2 separate regions of the Homo sapiens genome follow, and region 1 is linked to region 2. The links are chromatin loops, found by intact Hi-C in ENCODE. Cell type or tissue: sigmoid colon. All regions are shown on one strand. Each heading gives the region's core, and the rest is flanking DNA. Links, peaks and the distances in the headings are about the cores only.

What was found. Peaks named below come from ENCODE experiments on the same cell type or tissue, not always from the same donor. Only the 100,000 strongest peaks of a DNase experiment are listed, where the experiment ranks them.
Region 1: a loop joins it to region 2, with 3.0 times the contacts of the local background. A loop is called at or near these places in 3 of 110 quality-filtered maps.

What each region holds. Positions count from the first base shown.
Region 1 is chr15:80,927,955-80,937,266 of GRCh38, forward strand. CEMIP (cell migration inducing hyaluronidase 1) reads left to right here. Exons shown (of 30, transcript NM_001293298.2): 20 at 948-983; 21 at 1,065-1,220; 22 at 3,905-4,085; 23 at 5,291-5,506; 24 at 8,720-8,931. Among named protein-coding and RNA genes, the nearest start is that of MESD, 57 kb to the right of the region's middle. RefSeq lists an enhancer at 754-1,953. In sigmoid colon, for the core only: no CTCF peak of the experiment used is centred there; DNase peaks (open chromatin) are centred at 4,347 and 5,297; H3K27ac peaks cover 350 bases.
Region 2 is chr15:80,856,361-80,866,848 of GRCh38, forward strand. The region is part of intron 1 of CEMIP (cell migration inducing hyaluronidase 1); the gene reads left to right. Among named protein-coding and RNA genes, the nearest start is that of MIR549A, 20 kb to the left of the region's middle. In sigmoid colon, for the core only: no CTCF peak of the experiment used is centred there; a DNase peak (open chromatin) is centred at 5,770.

The DNA.
Region 1 (9,312 bases), core at 3,791-6,290, 71 kb after region 2:
GTACATTGGGAATTAGAGAGCATGCCTGCCACCAGGACCAGCCTGGTGCAGCTGATGTGGATTCACCAGGCCCTTGAGCTTGGATCTATGAAGGATATAAAGCCACGGAAGTTTTAGGGACCAGAGAGGCTGGTGAGAATGGCACTTTGAGATGAGCCTGGCAGGGTGGACAGGACAGATGGAAGGAGCAGAGGCATAGAGACCAGTTAAATCTACCCCTGGGACACAGGAAGTGAAGGCGGCCACTGTATTTGGCCCTAGGGTCTGTGGTAGCACAGACCCAAGGCTCAGCTCTGGATTCTGTGTAATCCCTTGTCCCTCGCAATCAGACGCCCCCCAGAAGCATGCTCATCTGACCCCTAAAAAGGGCAGAGGTGAAAGGGAGCTGACGAGATGGCCCCAGAGCAATTGCAAAATGACTTCCTGCCCTTCTCAGGGTCAGCATCTGCCTGGCTTCCTGGAAACTTGAAAAGTAGCTATTGATGCCTCTCTCTATGGCTGAAACAGCAGTGAAGATGGTAAAAGAAAAAAAAAATAGAAGTGCATTCACATACTCCACCTTTCCCTGGTGCTGGTCCTGAGAGCGGAAGGCCCTTCAAGTTCTCCTGATCCAACCTCACACTAAGCCCTGGAATCACAGAGGATGGGGCTGGAGAGGGAGGCATATGGACCCCAGTCTGCATGCTGTCAATGCCGTTGAATGTGGAGAGCCACAGGGGTCACTGCTTTCTCTCTAGAGTCAGAGTGGGAGGGGACCCAGAAAATCCCCTTCCTGTGCAGAACAGGAGAGCCACAACTCCCTGAGCACGACTCTGCTTATGTAGAGACTCCTTCCTCTGCACGGTATTCAGTTTGACTCCAAGGGCAGGGAAGTGTCCTTCTCTCCACGACTCCACTGAATGTGAAGCCAGGGCATGCTCTGACTATCTATCTGCTCTTGCCCACAGGTTTGCTGACAATGGCATTGGCCTGACCCTGGCCAGGTAAGGGCAACTGTCATTGTACTTGGTCCTCTGTGGGATCTTGTCTCTGGGCATCTCACCTTAAACATCTTCTCTCTACAGTGGTGGAACCTTCCCGTATGACGACGGCTCCAAGCAAGAGATAAAGAACAGCTTGTTTGTTGGCGAGAGTGGCAACGTGGGGACGGAAATGATGGACAATAGGATCTGGGGCCCTGGCGGCTTGGACCATAGCGGAAGGACCCTCCCTATAGGCCAGTAGGTTTGCAACCATGTAGCTCCTTATTCTGAGTGGCTTAACCTAAGTGGCTGTGATGGAAGGGAAAAAGTTAATGGGTAGTTTCTACCTGTTGACTATGAATTCTTCTACCAGCCAGAGGAATCACTGAGGTGACTGAGACTAACAATTAAGGGATGAAATCTGGAATGGGGAGAGAGAAGTCAAAAAGTGGTGTTGAATATGAGTCAACAGGGTGACGTGGCCATCAAAATGCGTAATGCATTCCTGGGCTATGTTAATGGGAATTTAGTGTGTCTGGGATCAGGGACTGTGAGTCCTTTTCTCTGACAGCACTCTCACTTGGAGTGTAGCATCCACTCCTGAGGATGGCAGAGCAATAGAGTCAGGCCGAAGCACACTTAAAGGAGAATAACCAGGAGGGTGACAAAAGCCGAAGCTATGTCACATGCAGGTTGGGGTCTTCAACCAGAAGACAGGATCATCACTTTGGGGACAACATGGGGGATATTGTTACATGTTCTCAGAGCTGCTGTGCACATAGGGGATGAGACTCATTCTACACGGGCACCGTGGGTTAGGGTTGGTTTAGTGCAAGAAGGATGGATCTTTTTAATGTCAGATATGCTCAACAACAGAATAGCAGGACTGTCCTGAGGAGTCCTGGTTTCTGCGGCTGGGGGAGTTCAAATGAAGGTCAGACGATAAGCAGGTGGGTGGAGAATGAATGGGTGACTTGGAAGGGTGATGAGCAAACAGGGATAATGGACTCAGTCAATTCCTTGGAAAACCACAGGCTGGGTCAGTGGTGAGGAAATCTCCTTTCTTCTGCTGGTGTTTCTGCTCAGGTGTGAATTCAAGCCAGAGAGCAAGGCTCTGAGCCTGTGAGCAGCATGGTAGTCCCTGTGCTCCTGGTGATAAGATCAGCCCTTCTTGTCTGTCTGAGCTTTCTACTCTTTCTCTAGGAAGATATAATTTCTACTACTAGAGTCAGGACACAAAATACACATTGACCTAAAACTTCCAACCCAAGTGGACATGGAAAAGACTTTGCAAAGGCAAAATCATGGTCTCCTTCAGCATGAGCTGTGAGAAGCCCTTCCTTTTGTCTAACCTGAGTAATGGAGCAGTCCCTTTCAGCATGTGTATGAGTGACCCTGAATCCGCACGTTCAAGGTTTCTTTGCCAAGGGTTACCAGCCTCCCGGGGCCAGAATGCTCTGATGACTTCCAAAGGTGATCCTGTTTATGGAAACCTGTCAGACTGAGGCAGGTTCCTCAAATTGCATCTGCAAGTAGGAACCTAAGAGCCTGCAGTCCTAATCATGGTTGATCCATCTTGTATAGAGCTGGGTCAGGGTCTGAAGTGCAAAACCTAAGTATAGAGCTAGTAAAAATGGACTGTCCCTAAAATATGTGAAATGAAAAAATGCATGGAGCCACCCCTTGAGAATCAGGATTCTAGATCATGATGTTAATCAATTATAAACGTAAAAATATAGAAATGCAAGGAGTCTTTGGTGCCCACTGAAGGCATGTTACCGTGACTGCTGTGCCTAGGGTCTTCCTCAAGGAACCATATTGGAATGGAAGGGAGCCCAGGGTTGAAGATCAGGGACAACTGGAGTATGGTCTCTCCCTGTGGGCAGATATTTTTTCTGCTTCTTTTTCCATCTTTCTATTTTTTCTTCTTTATATTTGCTGTGGAAGACAATGTGCTTGACCCAGATACAGAGACACCAGCATAAGCATACATGTTGGGTTTGGAGAAGGAGCAAGCCTAGACTGGGGCCAGGCCCAAGAAGGACCACCAGGAAGCCCAGCCAGCCTCGCAGACCCTTGCTTCCTGTGCTCTGCTCAGGAGTCTGAGGCAATGGGAGAAGTGTGTCTGAGCAACCTACTCCATGCTAAGCCAAGGCAAAATCTTCAAGTCACCAGTTCTTGTCCAGTCTCTCCTACCTCCACGTCCAAGCCTGTTGCCGCTTCCCACCTCCTTCTGGGTCTCAGGGCCTTCTTGGGGTTCTCTGTCAGCCTACAGTCTTGCTTTTCAGTGGGGCCTCCCTTTCTTCTAGGGGTGCTGAAAATGTTGCCTTACAATTATTTTTATCATGTTTATCACCTTCCATTCTGTGTCCTTTTCCCCTCTGTTTCCCAAACCCAGCACACTGCCAATGTGAAAGGCTTACTCCCAGAGGAGAAACTCATGTGGGTCTTAATCTGATTTAATTGTTATAGCAACTAAAACTAAGGCGATAATGACTAACAGCTCTATCTTCCCAAGAAACATAATATTGGCACGCTCCAGTGGTATTTACAGTATTTACCCAATGACTCTTTATGTAATGGAAAAATTGGGGAAAATGTTGAAATACAGGACCATTCTCCAAACTCCAAACTAGCAACTAGATGGATATTCAACTCATCCATCCATTCATCCATCCATCCATTCACCCGGCAGTCATTCATTGACACTTAGTGTGTCTATACATGCTTTAAATTAATTAATGAATTAATAATTAATTAATAATGATCTGGGGCAGGGGGAGTTTCTAGAGGTGGGGATCAGGAATGGTTTTACCCAGGAAGTCTCTGCTACCATCCACCTCAGAAGGGGCAAACATGGCGTTTAGACTGACGTCTTACTTCCTTAACTCCATAGGAATGGAAAACATTTAGACTGACATCTTACTTCCTTAACTCCGTAGGAATTTTCCAATTAGAGGAATTCAGTTATATGATGGCCCCATCAACATCCAAAACTGCACTTTCCGAAAGTTTGTGGCCCTGGAGGGCCGGCACACCAGCGCCCTGGCCTTCCGCCTGAATAATGCCTGGCAGAGCTGCCCCCATAACAACGTGACCGGCATTGCCTTTGAGGACGTTCCGGTGAGTGAGGCGCCAGGGCAGACTCCCGGCAAACCCAGACTTTGGATGGTGATTCACAAGTCCCCTGGGTCCCAGAGTTTGAGCTATTGCCACCACCGCAGGGGTTGAGAAGCCTCCTCCAACTAGGCTGGGCCATGTCCCAGTTTGCTCTTCATCCAAACTGGAAAAGTACAAGCGTAGGTTGCCCCACAGGTCAGGTCTGGGTAAATGCCCGCTTGCTCTCTCCCTGCTCAAAACTCAGGCGAGCCTCTGGAGGAACCCGACGTGTGGACTGAGGTTCCTAGGCTGTTCCTCCAAGGGACTTGACTTTGACAAACTGAGTCTTCTGACCAGGCCACCTGAGTTGGCACAAAGAATCTAACAAGCCCCACAGTTTCCAAGGGAAGTCTTAGCTGATGATGTTCTGTTTAATCTCTCCCCGAGAGCAGACTATAAACAGAGGCCTCCTTGCCCTAGACAGAGAAGGCAGAAGAGGGGCGGAGGATTAGGAGATCAGGAGCAAGGGCTGCCCTGTGAGACCAGCCGGGGCCAGTCCTCCTGTGCATTTCCTTCAGGTTATGGATTCCCAGACTTTTCCCTCCTTCTCCTCCCTGCTCCTGCCTTTTGCCTGTTTGCCCAGTTCCTGGCAGGCTGAGGGAAACGATGTGAAACTGAAATGACTTAATGTCTTTACTCAGGCAACTGAGAGCCTGAAAGAGGTCAGTTATGGAAATCTGCAAGGGCTCATGCTGCAAAACTGTCTTCCTGAAACGTGCCACATGCATCTTCTCTCGCACACGGATGCCCCCGTGTATGTGTGTGTGTATGTGTAAAAGTGTGTGTACCCTTTCTCATACACACATCACCCCCACCTCCCTCTCACACACAGTCACACTCACAGTCCTCAGTCCCCCTCCTCCATCTCTGCAGTTGGTGAAGGCTGTGTGTCAGAGCAGTCTCCAAGCTCATCCACAGCAGCCAACCCTCCAGTGAGCAGAGGCCAAAAGCATGTGCTAGGTCTGGGAGTTGAGGCACAGTGAACCTTTGACTGTGACTCCGGTTGCATCGGAGGGGTCAGCCACGTGGTTTCTCTCAGTGCCCGAGAGCATCTTTGTTTTGGCTGGCTTGTAACGTCAGTGGAAATCGGAAACCTCGCCCTGGCCTGATGACGGCTGCAGTTTCCCTTCACCTTCTAGCCCTGCCTAACTTTCCTGGGCTCTGTTTAGATTACTTCCAGAGTGTTCTTCGGAGAGCCTGGGCCCTGGTTCAACCAGCTGGACATGGATGGGGATAAGACATCTGTGTTCCATGACGTCGACGGCTCCGTGTCCGAGTACCCTGGCTCCTACCTCACGAAGAATGACAACTGGCTGGTCCGGCACCCAGACTGCATCAATGTTCCCGACTGGAGAGGGGCCATTTGCAGTGGGTGCTATGCACAGGTGGGGACACCATTCTGGGGGCCGGCCACTCACTTATTCACTCATGCAACAAGCATTCAGTGAGTGTCTACTCTATGCCTGGCTCTGTTTCAGGCCAGAAAGAGATACAGAATTTTTTTTTCTTTTTCTTTCTTTCCTTTTATTTTTTCCCCTCACCCAGTAGGATTTTTACAAAGTTAAAGTCAAAACACTTGGTGAGCAAAATGCTTAGAAAAAAAGAACCCTCTGGGTCAACTGCTTCGATTCAAGTCAGGCTCCAACACTTACCATTGGACCTTGGGCAAATTACTTGGTCTCTTGGAGCCTCAGTTTCCTCACCTGTAAAATAGTTGAACTTTCCTAGCGAGATTTTGGGGGTGGCTTCAGAAAATACAAGTAAAATGTTTCATCAGCCTTATCCAATAGAAATATAATGCAAGCCACACATGTAATCTTAAATTTTCTGGTAGCCATGTTAAAAAGTAAAAAGAAACAGAATTTAATTTTAATAATACTTTAATTGTATTAAAAATACTATCATTCAAAATGAATCAGTGTAGAAAATCATTAAAAACACTTCTTGTTTTTTTTCTAAGTCTTCAAAGTCTACTGTGTATTTTACACTTATAGCCCACTCAATTTTCAACCAAGGGAAGTGTAGTCCTACTGAAACAATAACGTTGTGTTTAATGTGAATTTTTAATTTTATTTTTAATTTATTTTTGCATTTTTATTGCTATATCATAGTATATTCTCTTGGAGAATGTGTGATATTTGATATATGTATACAATGTGTAATGATCAAATCAGGGTAATGGGATAGGAAAAAATATTTACATTGCTTTTGTTTTGAAATTTAAATGAATTGAAGTTTAAAATTCAGATCCTGAGTCACAGTGGCCACATGTCCAGTGCTCAGTGGCCACATGAGGGACAGGGCAGGTCTAGATGGTGCCTAGAACAGGGCAGAACTTAAAATATTAGTTAGCTATTATTATATTATTGTTACTTCTAGTATTTTGATGAATGACTAATGAATAAATGAGTAACGGGAGAGAGGCCTGAGAAAATGAATTGTCAGGTTCACAGTGAGCCAGGTCGTCTCAGAGAATGAAGGAAACATGTATGAATAGCTGTCTTCACAACTATCCTACAAGGCAGGCATTATTATCACCACCGTGGGTGTCAGGAATTGGGGTGTTAGAAAGGAGCTAAATGGTGGTTTGGGGGTGGAGGAGTGATAGGAGAGGGAGATGGTGTTGGGCTGAAGGAAAAGGGCCATAAGGGGCAAAGAGGGCACAGGGTGCAGCTGGTGGGGGTCAGGTGCCAGAGTAGGTGGCAGGGCTAGCATTTAGCAGGAAGAAGGACCAGAGGAAGACAGGGCAGAGGGCAGGAAGCTGAGGGTGTTTCTCTCTGCAGTAGAATGTGATGTCATGTGCTGAGAATGTGGGGACTGGGCTTGAGGAAAGTAACCTCCAGAGAGCGATAAAGATTTGGAAGAGTTGCTGTAGAGAGTGGAAAATGTTGACAAGAAGCTTGTGGAAGGAGTGCCTGGCAGTGTTGAAAACCCAGTGGAGACTGGAGGCGGTGCATTTGCAGAGGCACCTCTCTCCCAGGCTGTGGGATTTTCTCAGCCCTGCTCAAGAGCCCTGGGAGAGGCGGAGCTGTGCAATGAGCCATGGGGTGGCTTCTGCTGTAGGTGTGGGCAGAGGAAGGGCCAAGATGCTAATGGGAGTGAGTGGTTGATATGATGATGTGAGGAAGATAAGAAGGGAAGTGGGGTCAGAAGGGAGCTGATGGAGGACAGTCATGTCCTGAATAATTGAAGGATGACCAAACCCTCAAGCCTGGCATCCACACTGTCAGCATTACACAGCCTCAGCTCAAGGTCTAGGTATCCCATATGGAGCCTTGATTTTCCTTCCCACACTTTCTTTCTGATATGTTGCTTATCTTCTGTGAAAAAAAAGCTCATCGTTAGAGCTTGCCAGATTATCATAACTGGCAACTGGTTATTAACGGTTATTCATAATATTTTCCCTTCACTTTACATCTTACAAAATGCTTTAATGTACGCTTTACCTTCTGATACTCAGGGCAACTTCCTAAGATGGGCAGGGTTGGTTCTCTTTCCATCTTATATGCGATAAAACTAGAGGGGAAGATAAGCACTTCCTTCCAAAAGCACAACATCATTGCACGTTGGTGTGATTGTCTCTCTTGGCCACAGTTATGGGGATATTGTCTTATGAATTTGGGATGTGCCATAAAACAGGACATGGCGTTTTTTTTGTTTTTGTTTTTGTTTTGAGATGGAGTTTCGCTCTTGTTGCCCAGGCTGGAGTGCAATGGGCAATGGCGTGATCTCGGCTCACTGCAACCCCCGCCTCCCAGGTTCAAGCGATTCTCCTGCCTCAGCCTCCCTAGTAGCTGGGATTACAAGCATGTGCCACCATGCCCAGCTAATTTTGTATTTTTAGTAGAGGCAGGGTTTCTCCATGTTGGTCAGGCTGGTCTCGAACTCCCAACCTCAGGTGATCCACCCGCCTCGGCCTCCCAAAGTGCTGGGATTACAGGCATGAGCCACCGCGCCCGGCCAACACAGTGTTTTAAACCAATGCTGGGATAAAGCATCCAGGCTCTTAGGTCCCTGGAACTCAATGGCTGACAGTCTTGCTTTCAGTTTTTCCTCTGAAATGAGGCACCATTTATTCATGCAGTGTGTTGTGGCACCACAAGGACTGGCCTCAGGGGCCAGACACTGAGAGGGAGTAGGAGGGAGAAGTAGGCCAACACACCCAGGCACTCTCTAAAATCAGGCAGAGCAACTGCCAGTTATAGGCGAGTTGCATTTTATGGTAGAATTAAAAAAGTTCTCTCTCTCTCTCTCTTACTCCCTTCCTCCTCCGTCCACATCTCTGTCCTTTGTCCAAAATTTGCCATCTGACTATTATGCAGACTCTTCTCAAATTTCCACTGGAAGCTCAACAGAGCACTTTTATGAAGATGAACAGAAAGCATTAGCTGGATTACACAGTAAGGCCTGGGCTGCGTCCATCAGCAGAAAGAGATGTCCCCTTATTTGGCCTTTCTTTCATTCAAGCCTTCTAAAAAGGGTTCTGTAAAGAGAAAGTGCCTTTGAAAGTGCGGTCTATAGTCAGATGTTAGCCAGACGCTCTTGGAATAATCCTTCGTAATAGCCTCATTGTGTGTTTCCTTTTTGGGTTTTAAAAGATGTACATTCAAGCCTACAAGACCAGTAACCTGCGAATGAAGATCATCAAGAATGACTTCCCCAGCCACCCTCTTTACCTGGAGGGGGCGCTCACCAGGAGCACCCATTACCAGCAATACCAACCGGTTGTCACCCTGCAGAAGGGCTACACCATCCACTGGGACCAGACGGCCCCCGCCGAACTCGCCATCTGGCTCATCAACTTCAACAAGTGAGTGGGTGTCCAGCCAGGAGCAGTGAGCTCAAAGCTGATAACGATGCCTTGTTGCAAAGTCCTGGACTTGCGTCTAACGAAACCACAGGCTAGCCCATGTGATCCATGCAGGAGTACCTAGAGGGGTTGACATCACCCAGGAGTTAAGAATTAAAGGACACAGGCCAAGCCCCCGCTCCAGCATGGGTAACCTTGGCCAGCGCACGTAACCTCTTGAGCCTGAGCTCCTTGATCTTTGAGTTGAGGATAGTATTACCTTGCAGGAGTGCAATGAGGACCCAAGGAGATAAGGTATGGCGGGCACCCAGGACCTGGCATTAGCCAGTGCTCGACAGATGACAAAAATATCTGGGTATTGTTGTTACCATCCTACAGAGA
Region 2 (10,488 bases), core at 4,434-6,933:
TCACTTTACTGTGAAATGCATCCAAAGACTGAGATTGATTTCTGGATGGATAGATGGATGTGCAATAACACAGCAAAATGTTACTGGTAGCATCTAGGTTGCACTGTATTAGTGTTCACTGTGAGATTCTTTCAACTTGGCTGTGTGTTTGAAAATTTTCATAGCAAAATGTTGGGTTGGAGGGGAAAGCGATTATGTGGAATCCTGGGGTCCCCTAGTGGTGAGTTAGGGGTCCCGGAGCTCAGGATTGCAAGCTGAGATTATGCAGTCAGGAACTGTCATCCTTACATATCTCTGTCACAGCTCCCTGGCCCTGGGTAAGCACTAAAATATGCATTTTCCTGGGTCTCACTTTAGAGAGAGAATACTGAGGCCCAGGGAAGGTCTGCCAAGGTCTCCCAGGACTAGAACCTAGGACTCCCTGTTTCTGGCCTCTCCTCCCAGCTAGCTTTATCAGAACCCATTTTCTTCCACAGAACAGGGCCTTTTGTTCTATAGCCCAGGGCTGTAAATTTCACCTGCGTGCAGGGATCCAGGTAACTGATCCCATCACAATGAGCCGGTGGCACCCAGGGCAGTAAAACAGGCCTATGCGTTAGAACCCCACCTGCCAGTGGCTTCCTGTAGGTGTATTTGAAGTAGTAGGAAACCAGAGTGGTTTCTACAAATAAATAACCCAGGAAAAGACAAGCCTCTCAGATCAAAGAAGGACTCTGGCCCAAACTTGAACTAAAATCAAGCGTGCTCTTTCGACTCCACTCTGGCTGGGCAGAGGGAGGAGTAGAGAAAGTCTATCTGCTGTGCAAACATTCCCTGTCTCTGCCCTTCCTGGGTTTGTGTGAGCCTGAGAACAGGAGCCCGGGAGGAAGGCTGCACTCTCTGAACTGCTGCCAGGCCCTGCCTCATGACATTCCAGCCTGGCTTCCAGGCACAGCAGGTGCCAACAAATTGGCCTCTTGTGTGTCCGAGCCTAAGGGGCTCATTCATGGGCTGCACGCCTGTCTCAGGGCTCTCATGTAAGCCCTCTAGGGCCCCCAGCTCTTTGAGGAAATTTCATGGCATCCTCTGTGTTTCTTGGCCCTACTGGTTAATATTAATGCTTCCCAGGGGAAAGGAAGGAGAATGGAAAGAGATGCACAGAAGCCAGCAGTTCTGACTCCTTTCACGGTGGGGAAGGATGAGGGCAGAAGGTGTCTTAGAGCAGAGGAAGGACCCTTAGAAGTTGAAGTTTGCAAACTTCACCGTGCACATTAGTCACTGAGGATTGCCAGTCAGTGGCCTGGGGCAAGACCTCTGGTTTCTAACAGGCTCTTGGGTGATGCTGATGTTGCTGGTCCCTTGACCACACTCTGAGTAGCATCACCAACGGCCAAATCCCTCCCGTCATGAAGTTAATGGACAATAAGCAAACCCATTAGTGAATATATGATTATAAACTGTGTGAAGAAAATAACCAGGATGCTACAAAGGGTATTGAGGCAGGGACCTTCAGATGGGAAGAAGATGGTAGGAAAAGCATCTGTAAGAACAGGACTTTAGACTGGGACCTGAGGGTGAGTGGAGTAGGGAAAGCATTCCCGGCAGTAGGAGCAGCATGTGAAAAGTCCCTGGGGCAGAATCAAGCTTGGCATCTTCAAGGAAATGACAGAGAGGCCCATGTTGCATGGGTGGAGACTGGCATGAGATGAGGCTGGAGAAGGGTCAGGCCACACAGGGCTGGATAAAGGGCTCTGACTTCATTCTTGGTGTGATGGGAAGCCCTTGGAGGATTTTAAGCAAAAATGTGCCACGATTCATGCTGGTGGGTCTGTGGAAGATGGATTGGGATAAGGTGGGGAGTAGGCTGGTGGGTGGTTCTTGCATAGTCCTTCATGAAATAGTCGTCAACCTTAGTGGTAGTAAAGATTTTCATTCTTTCCAATGTGGGTCACATTTTCTAGGAAACTGCATGTTTTGGGGACATGATACAATTGAGGAAAATAAGTATTCTTTTCCGATAAAGTAATGTAAGGCCTCATTAATTAAATAAACGCTTTATGAGAGCAAAAAGACTTGGAAAGAATTAACCTTTGGCTGGGCTTGGTGGCTCACGCCTGTAATCCCAGCACTTTGGGAGGCCAAGGCGGATGGATCACCTGAGGTCAGGAGTTCAAGAGCAGCCTGACCAACATGGAGAAACCTGGTCTCTACTAAAAAAAAAAAAAAAAATACAAAATTAGCTGGGTGTGGTGGCACATGCCTGTAATACCAGCTACTCAGGAGGCTGAGGCAGGAGAATCCCTTGAACCTGGGAGGCAGAGGTTTCAGTGAGCCAAGGTTGCGCCATTGCACTCCAGCCTGAGCAACAAGAGCGAAACTCCATCTCAAAAAAAAAAGAAAAAAAGAACTAATCTTCATCTTTCCTTCTCCTTTTGGCTTCTTATTAGTTAGGGTTGTTTCCATAGTGAATGTCAAAAACACAATTCAAACTGGCTTAAATGAAAAAGGAACTTTGTTGGCTCATGCAATTGAAAGTCCAGGGATAGTAGTAGCTTCAGGCATAATTGGGTCTTGGTGCTCAAGTATTAGCTTTCTCCATCTCTAGGCTCCACATTCCCCTGTGCAAGCTTCACTCTTAGAGAGGCTCTCTCAATATAGAGGCAAGGGTGGCCCCAGCAACTCCAGGCTTGCCAACCACAGTGGGATGAGATCCAGCTTTCCCAGTAGTTCCAGCCAATGTCCCTTTTTTTTGACTTGGGTCAACTGAACATCCCTGCACCAATCACAGCAGCCAGGGGAATGGATCTATTCATTGGCCAGGCCGGGTCACATATCTACCTTAGGAGCAAGGCGAGTGGGTCAGCCCCCATTGAGCTACATGGACTGAGAGTAAAGGGAAAGATGGCTGCAAAGGAAGATCTAGGGGCTGAATTCGGGAGCAGGAGATGAAACTCACAAACATCCTCTGTGGGCTCCTCATTCATTTTGAATGTAGCACCTTCTCCCATCAATCATTAAGGCTGGTTCCAGTTCATCACCTTTTGTTCTAAACCTGTGTCTGGATCTTGCCTCTCCTGAAGACATCTAGTTCTGGGAGCAGGAGGCATCTTGCTGGCAATGATGCCCTATCTGTCCCATCTCTCCTGCTGCTCCCAGCAGACTATGCCTTTGCCCAGGTCAGAAGGCCTTTGCCCCACAAGGCCCTTGTTTCCAGTTTCAAGGATGCCTCTAGTTCACAGTCCACATGCCGGAAGGCAATGATGGGCCTACCCTGGGTCTAAACACAGATCTCAATCCATGGCATCTGTGCTAACTCCAGGTAGACAGTATCAGAATCGAATGGATTATAGAGCACCTAGTTATTGTGCACCAAGAACTGGAGAATTGCTTGGTTTGAAAATCCCTTGCACATTTAGTGGTCGGAAGTATTGGGATAGTGGAGGGAAAAAGCAGTTTTTCCTTTAGTTGGTGGAGAGAAGTAAACACGTTTTCCCCTTTCTGCTGTACCTCTAGAAGGGTTTTACCTGCATCAGAATCTTTCAGGGTGTCTGGCAGGGGTGCACATGCAGATTACTGAGTCCTGCCCCAGATCCACAGTCAGAACCCAAAGGGTAGGGTGGATCTGCCTGCTTGTCAAGCTCTGCAGAGTATTCTCCCTGTCTCCCACTCATACACAGGCACACACGCACACACACATACACACACAGGGACACGCATACACATTTTCTAGACCTTTCCAGCTCAGGTTGTTGGCTCCGCCTGCTTTCAAGGCCTCTGGATGAGTCTCTCCAGTGCTTCATTCCCCCTGTTCCTTCATTTAATTTGGAAAGTGGGTGCTTTAGAATTACACTTCTATCATACAAAAGTAGTTTGAACAGACAAAACAGAGCCACACATAGAACCACTCCAATAGCAGCTAACATTTTCCAGGATCTTCTGGTTTTGAGAACTTCTTTCACGTCCAGGTGTGTATGGTGTGGCACACTTAGCTAGAATCCAGCCTTCTTGGACCCTATCACATTACCTGTCTTCTCTCTGGGCACTAGAATATTAAGGACAGTTGTAAGTCGGGCCCACACAGTCTGAGATGATGTACTTGCAGTGCCTGGAGGCATCACTCCAAAAGGATTAGCTGTTAGTGTGAAAGCCATGGATGGGATGAGAATGGAACAATGCTTGCTGCGGACTTTATTTAAGCCAGCACGGCAGCACTGAAAACACCACACCCAGTGGTGGGGATTTTCAATGCCCATCTCACCTACCAGGCAATCAATGCAGCACTGAGCTGAGTGGGCATCTGCTGCAGAGAAAGGCATCGTTTCTACAGCATGCCCTGCCTCAAGCACTATGCATGTCCCTTCTCTCCCTTCCCACCCCCACCTTGCCTGCACCCCAGTTTTGGCCACCTGGGTGTTCACGTCTTATCACCCTCAACTTACCCTACCCCTTAGCTGTGCTGACCCCTCTGCCCTCTGACCTCACCACACAGCTCCAGCCCCTGCCTGCTGCACTCCCTCACACCCTTCTCTTTCTGTGTTCCCTCTGCCTGTGTGTTCCCAGGGCATCTCCTAACCCCATTGTCTCTTCCTTCCGGTGCCTGCTCCAATGCCACCTTATCAGAGAGAGCTTTCCTCTCCTCTGCTTGATTTCTCTCTGTAGCTCTTTGTGTGATCAGACATATATGGGATGCCTTTCCTTGCTTATTGGTTTCTATTCTTCCTCCTGTAACCCCTGTCTCCGACAACTGGACTGTGAGCTCTAACCTGATCCAGAGCAGGGTCTTTTCCTGAGTTGTTTCCTGCCGTGTCTCAATGCCTAGAACCATCGTGCAGTAGGCACTAATAATAAACACGGATTGATTAATTAAATTCCAGCAGAGACCTCCAGGCTGCACTCCTATTCCCCTCCCATTCCTCCTCCCTGTCCCTGGCAGTGGTACCTTTTAAAAGTACACATCGACTCACTCCTCTGGCTCCTCCTGTCCGCCAGTGCCCCCACACCCATGCTTTCAGGATAAAATCCAGACTCCTTAACTTTGCACTGAAGGTGCTTCATGAATGAACCCTGCACTACGCTCATCTTTGCTGATCCTTGGCACCTGCTGTATTCTCCAGGCATCCTCACTCTCCTTAAGCACTGATTTTCTCCTCTTTGAAACAAAGGTCTTCCTGGGACTATGAGCCTCCCTTCCCACATTGGGCCAGGAACCCCCCAGTGGGGAGAATGGGGAAAAAAGGGCCACTAAATAACCTAGATGAGGAGTGATGTGGGTCTTGACCCTGGTAGGAGGTGATGGGAAGAGGGCAGGGGGCATCTGGTAGAAATTTTTCTTGAGCCCCAGAAACAAGTAGGCACACATAGAATAACTTCAGGCCAGAAGAAACGCCAAGCCAACTGCTGATGCTAGTATTTTCAGTTAACAAATACAACTGATGAAGTGTTTATTGCTACAATCACTTACCAAGTCAGTACAGTGCACACAACCAGCTGGGAAGATGTATAGCCCAGTGAGTAGACTTGGGTAGCTCCAAGTTCTGACTCAGAGTCTCAAGAGAGGCTCATCTTACCTTTGAGGTCTTTGAACTCTGTGATCTAGCTGCTCTTGGCATCACCTGACCTTTTAGCTGCCGGCTCTGAGGAGCCAGCCCACACTGCATTTGCCCAGGGAACTGGGAATAAAAAGGCTCATGGTGGGGCAGCCTCCTGCGCTCCCCTTGGCCCTGGCAGACTTTCCCTGCCTGAACGAGAGCCAGCTGGCAGAGCCTTTTGTGGATGATGCCTGGGGAAGCCAGAGTTGGGACTCGGGTCAACTTGTCTTTGACGTCAGGTGGCAGCTCCTCTCCTGAAATACTTACTTGCATCCATGCATCCACTGATTTATAAGGAGGCTGAGGAGCCTGGGTTGGGCTGGTGGAATTTAAACTGTCTTTCCAGATGAGGCTCACTTGTTTAAAGACCATTGGTGGACTGGGAAGGCCAGACAGATGCTCAAATTCAGGAAAGGACAATGAGGCTTCCAAGAGAGGAATCCCTTCATGGAAGAAGCCATCCTGTGCCATGCAGACTCAAAGTCGGGGCTGGAGGGACAGTCGGGAGAGGTTTAAGGTGGAGAGCGACCCAGCTACCAGAGCAGCATTCATTACCAGGTCCTATGTGTGTTGAATGAACCTCTCTGTCAGCCTCCCTAATACCATGGGAGCCAGGTCACCTGGCTGTGGAACATGTAACTGAGCATGGACTCTCCCTCTCCATGCAGATAAGATGGGCCACTTTCACTGTGAGGTAGGAGGCAGCTTCCAGGGCGGGCTGGACTGGGGGGAGAATCCCTCATGTCCCATGCACGAAGATAGCAGCAGGTGGATGAGGAGCAGGGGTGGAGATGGAACTTAGCTAAACCCCCAGTGAGAGGCTGTGGCTGTGAAATCCCAGGATATTTGCAGCATGAGCTGGGACAGGATTCATGTAGGCACCCGTGGGGAGTCCCAGAAATACCTGGAGGAATCATGCAAGAGGCCTGTCCTATGGGAATAAGTGAATCTCAGAGGTGATGGGCGTCTATGGTCTGGGGACTGAGGGCAGGGAAAACTGGGAACTTGGCTTACCTTTTATCGTGGGCAGCACCCTCTCCAGAGAGCCCTGGGATTGGCGGGAGAGGCCAGGACCCTTCCTCGCTGCAGCCTCCAGTCACTCCAAACTGTAGGAGGGGCAGGCTGGCCTTGGATTTGGTGAGCCTGGGAGCACCTGTATCAGTAACAAGACTTCCCCTCTAGCTTTATGATGCTGGGAGACAAAACAAGCTTTAACAGGGAAAGTACTCTTTTTTTCCTCAATTGAGGGTAATGCTTAAATGACAAAAAAAGAGTGATGTATTTTTTAAAAAATCTGCTTATTTTAATGTCTCCAATTTCTACTTCAAAATACACCCACCTGTTTTGATAGAGGGTGTTGGACAAGGAGTTGAAAGTTGCAGAGCCGGCAAATAGCCAGATTCATTTGGCAAACACATTCAGTCAGTCCAATGTTGACTGGGCAGCCTTGGTGTGCCAAGCTACTGAACTAAGGTCTGTTGGGAAGGAAAATGTGTTCACGGAGTCCCTGCCCTCAAGGAGCCCGCAGCCCAGTGTGGAAAATGTTCAGGAACTCTAAAGACAGAATGAGATAAGTTTAAAGAAGGGTTTGATGACTATGATGTGGATGCAGAGGGAGAAGGAATTGATAGGAAATTTAGGGCCAGGGAGAACCCTCTAGGGGAGGTAGAAATTATTTTATTTTGTAATTAAAACAAATTATGCATTTCAAAAGCTTGAGCATGGCAGCTGGGAGGATGGTCTGGAAGAGAAAAAACATTGAAATCAAGGAAGCAGACATCAGAATGGGGCAAGGCCTTTGGGGGCCCGGAGGAAGTTCGTGGGACTAAGAATAGATCTGCTCCCTATGTGCTGCATTTCCATCACCCCTTCTCCTCTTTCACAGCCACTAGCCCAGCAGGTGTTGTGTTTTCATTCATGGAATCCCCCAGAAGGGTGGGAGTTTAATACTGGGATGGGTAAACAAGGCCATATTTTATCTTTTAATCCCTCTCCTCTCCAGTCCTCTCCTTTGCCTTCCTCTCCCCTCCCCTCTCTTCTCCCTTTCCCTTCCCTCTTTTGGGATCTGTGCTTTGCTTGAATGTGAGAGGCAAGCAAAGCCCCCTGGAATAAAACAATGAGCCAGGCTGCCGCGCAGAAATGACCTCTTCTCATACCCTGGCCCTCTGAGGTAGCAGGAACCTCCCTTTATCCGCCCCTGAATTCTCTGCTAGAAGGCTTACTGTTCCAGGACCCCAGGACTCTGGCTTGGTGCATCTGCCACACTTCACATAATCCAGGCAGAACTTTTGCCTAGAGCCCAGTGAGGGACTCTCATTAGGTCATATTTGGGTTTTTTCCCCAGGTCATAAACATATTGCCTGACAGGGGTGAGTTTCCTGCATAAAGCCCTCTGTGGCAAGCTTTCAAGAAAGCACCTCTTGTTTAGATGTAACTCTCATCTGAAGATGCAGTTCTACCAATTTATTCGTGAAAAAGGCTACCCTAAAAGCCCATGTAGTAAGCCAGGCTGACGGTCAGCTGCATCCGTCACTGCCCGGGAGGCAACCCTGGGTAATGGCGACACACTGACCTTTATGGAGTCTTCATCCGGGCCGGCCCGTGTACCACACACATCGCATACATCATCTCATCCCTCTAACAGACCTCTAAGACAGCTATTATTCCCCCATTTTACAACTGAGCGGACAGAGGCTTAGATTGTTGAGTAATTGGCCAACTACACATACCGCCCTTAAGTGGCAGGTCTGAGACTTAAATTTGGATCTAGCTTGTGATAAAGCCTGATACATTTTCAAATATTTAGGAGGTTGACACTTAACTGATGGCTGACAAGTGTCTGTTTGAGATTTAGTTAATACTCTGTAACTAACAGTTCTCAAACGTAAGCGCTTATCAGAATCACCTGGAGGATTTGTTACGACAGCTTTCTGGGCCCCACCCTCAGATTTTTCTGAGTCACTTGGTCAGTAGGTCTGGAGTGGGACTGAGAACCTGTGTTTCTAACAGGTAGTGTGATGCTGCTGTTCAGGGAATACCACCGTGAGAACTGTCACTCTGAACTGAATTGTAGCTCTAGTGTGGACCTTCTACACCACTCTGAGTCCTGAGGCTCAGAGCTGTTCCATAGAAGTCTCTACAATGATAAATGTGTCCTCAACCTGTGATGTCCAATGTAGTAGCCCCTAACCATATACAAGCTGTGGAGGACTTGAAATGTACCTAGTGCAACTGAGGAACTAAATTTTTTATTTTTTTATTTTTATTTTTTTGAGACAGAGTCTCGCTCTGTCACCCAGACTGGAGTGCAGTGGTGCAATCTTGGCTCACTATAACCTTTGCCTCCCGGGTTCAAGCGATTTTCCTGCCTCAGCCTCCTGGGTAGCTGGGTCTACGGGCTCGCGCCACCACGCCCGGCTAATGTTTGTATTTTTAGTAGAGACGGAGTTTCACCATGCTGGCCAGGATGGTCTCTATCTCTTGACCTCGTGACCCACCAGCCTCGGCCTCCCAAAGTGCTGGGATTATAGGCGTGAGCCACCGCGCCCGGCCAAGGAACTAAATTTTTAATTTTATCTAATTATAATTGAATTTAAATTTACATAGCCACATGTGATTCATGGCTACTGTACTGGACAGCATGCAGCCATGTCCAGCCCTTTGAACGTGAGGACTTTTTTGCTTATCTGTGATGGTGGATATCATGAAAATTATGCACAGCCCTTTTTTTTTTTTTTTTTTATAGCTCATCAGCTACTGTTAGTGTATTTTATGTGTGGCCCAAGACAATTCTTCTTCTTCCAGTATGGCCCAGGGAAACCAAAAGTTTGGACACCCTGCCAGATTTATCATTGTGGCTAAATTATTTACTCTTACGTTAAATCTCAAGTGAGTAATTACAGGCTGACTTTTCATTAGGACATATCTGGTTTGCTGGGAGGGTCATGTGCATTATTTAGATTTCAGTGCCTGTTGCACAGGGGTATGGGACTGGGGGATCCTTAAGGGTGGAGATCTTACTTTCCTTTTCCCCCAGCACCAGCGCAGTGGCCGCCCACGGGCTAACGATGTGAGCTGAATGAATAGGAGGATGTGAAATAGTTTCAGAGCTACCTTTCTCCCAGCTGCAATTGGCAAAGGCTTTGGAACCATCCCTCCCCTACAGCTGATTGGTGGGGTGAGGAGGGATTTGGACTTGATGGCACAGCAGGATCAAATGGGATTCACTCTGCCATGCTTGGGGATAGGGCGAGTCCGTGAGGGTGAATTTCTGTTATCACAGGGAACTGTAGCATCTCTCCTCTTTGGCTCTGTAGGTGGTTCCCCATTGGAAATTTCCCGTATCAATGTTTTTTAGGAAAAAGATAATTTAAGACTCTTGGCTGGGCACGTTGGCTCAAGCCTGTAATCCCAGCACTTTGGGAGGTCGAGGCAGGTGGATCACTTGAAGTCAGGAGTTCAAGACCAGCCTGACCAACATGGTGAAACCCCATCTCTACTGAAAATACAAAAAAATTAGCCAGGCGTGGTGGTGGGCGCCTGTAATCCCAGCTACTGGGGAGGCTGAGGCAGAGAATTGCTTGAACTCGGGAGGCAGAGGTTGCAGTGAGCTGAGATGGCGCCACTGCCCTCCAGCCTAGGTGACAGAGTGAGACTCTGTCTTAAAAATAAATAAATAAATAAATAAATAAATAAATAAATAAATAAAATAAGCCAGGTGTGGTGGCACATGCCTGTAATCCCAGCTACTTGGGAGGCTGAGGCAGGAGAATGGCATGAACCCGGGAGGCAGAGATTGCAGTGAGCTGAGATCACACCACTGCACTCCAGCCTGGGCAACAAGAACAAAACTCTGTCTTAAAAAAAAAAAAAAGACTCTATGGATACATAAAAGGTACCCAAGGCATGTGTTTACTATCCA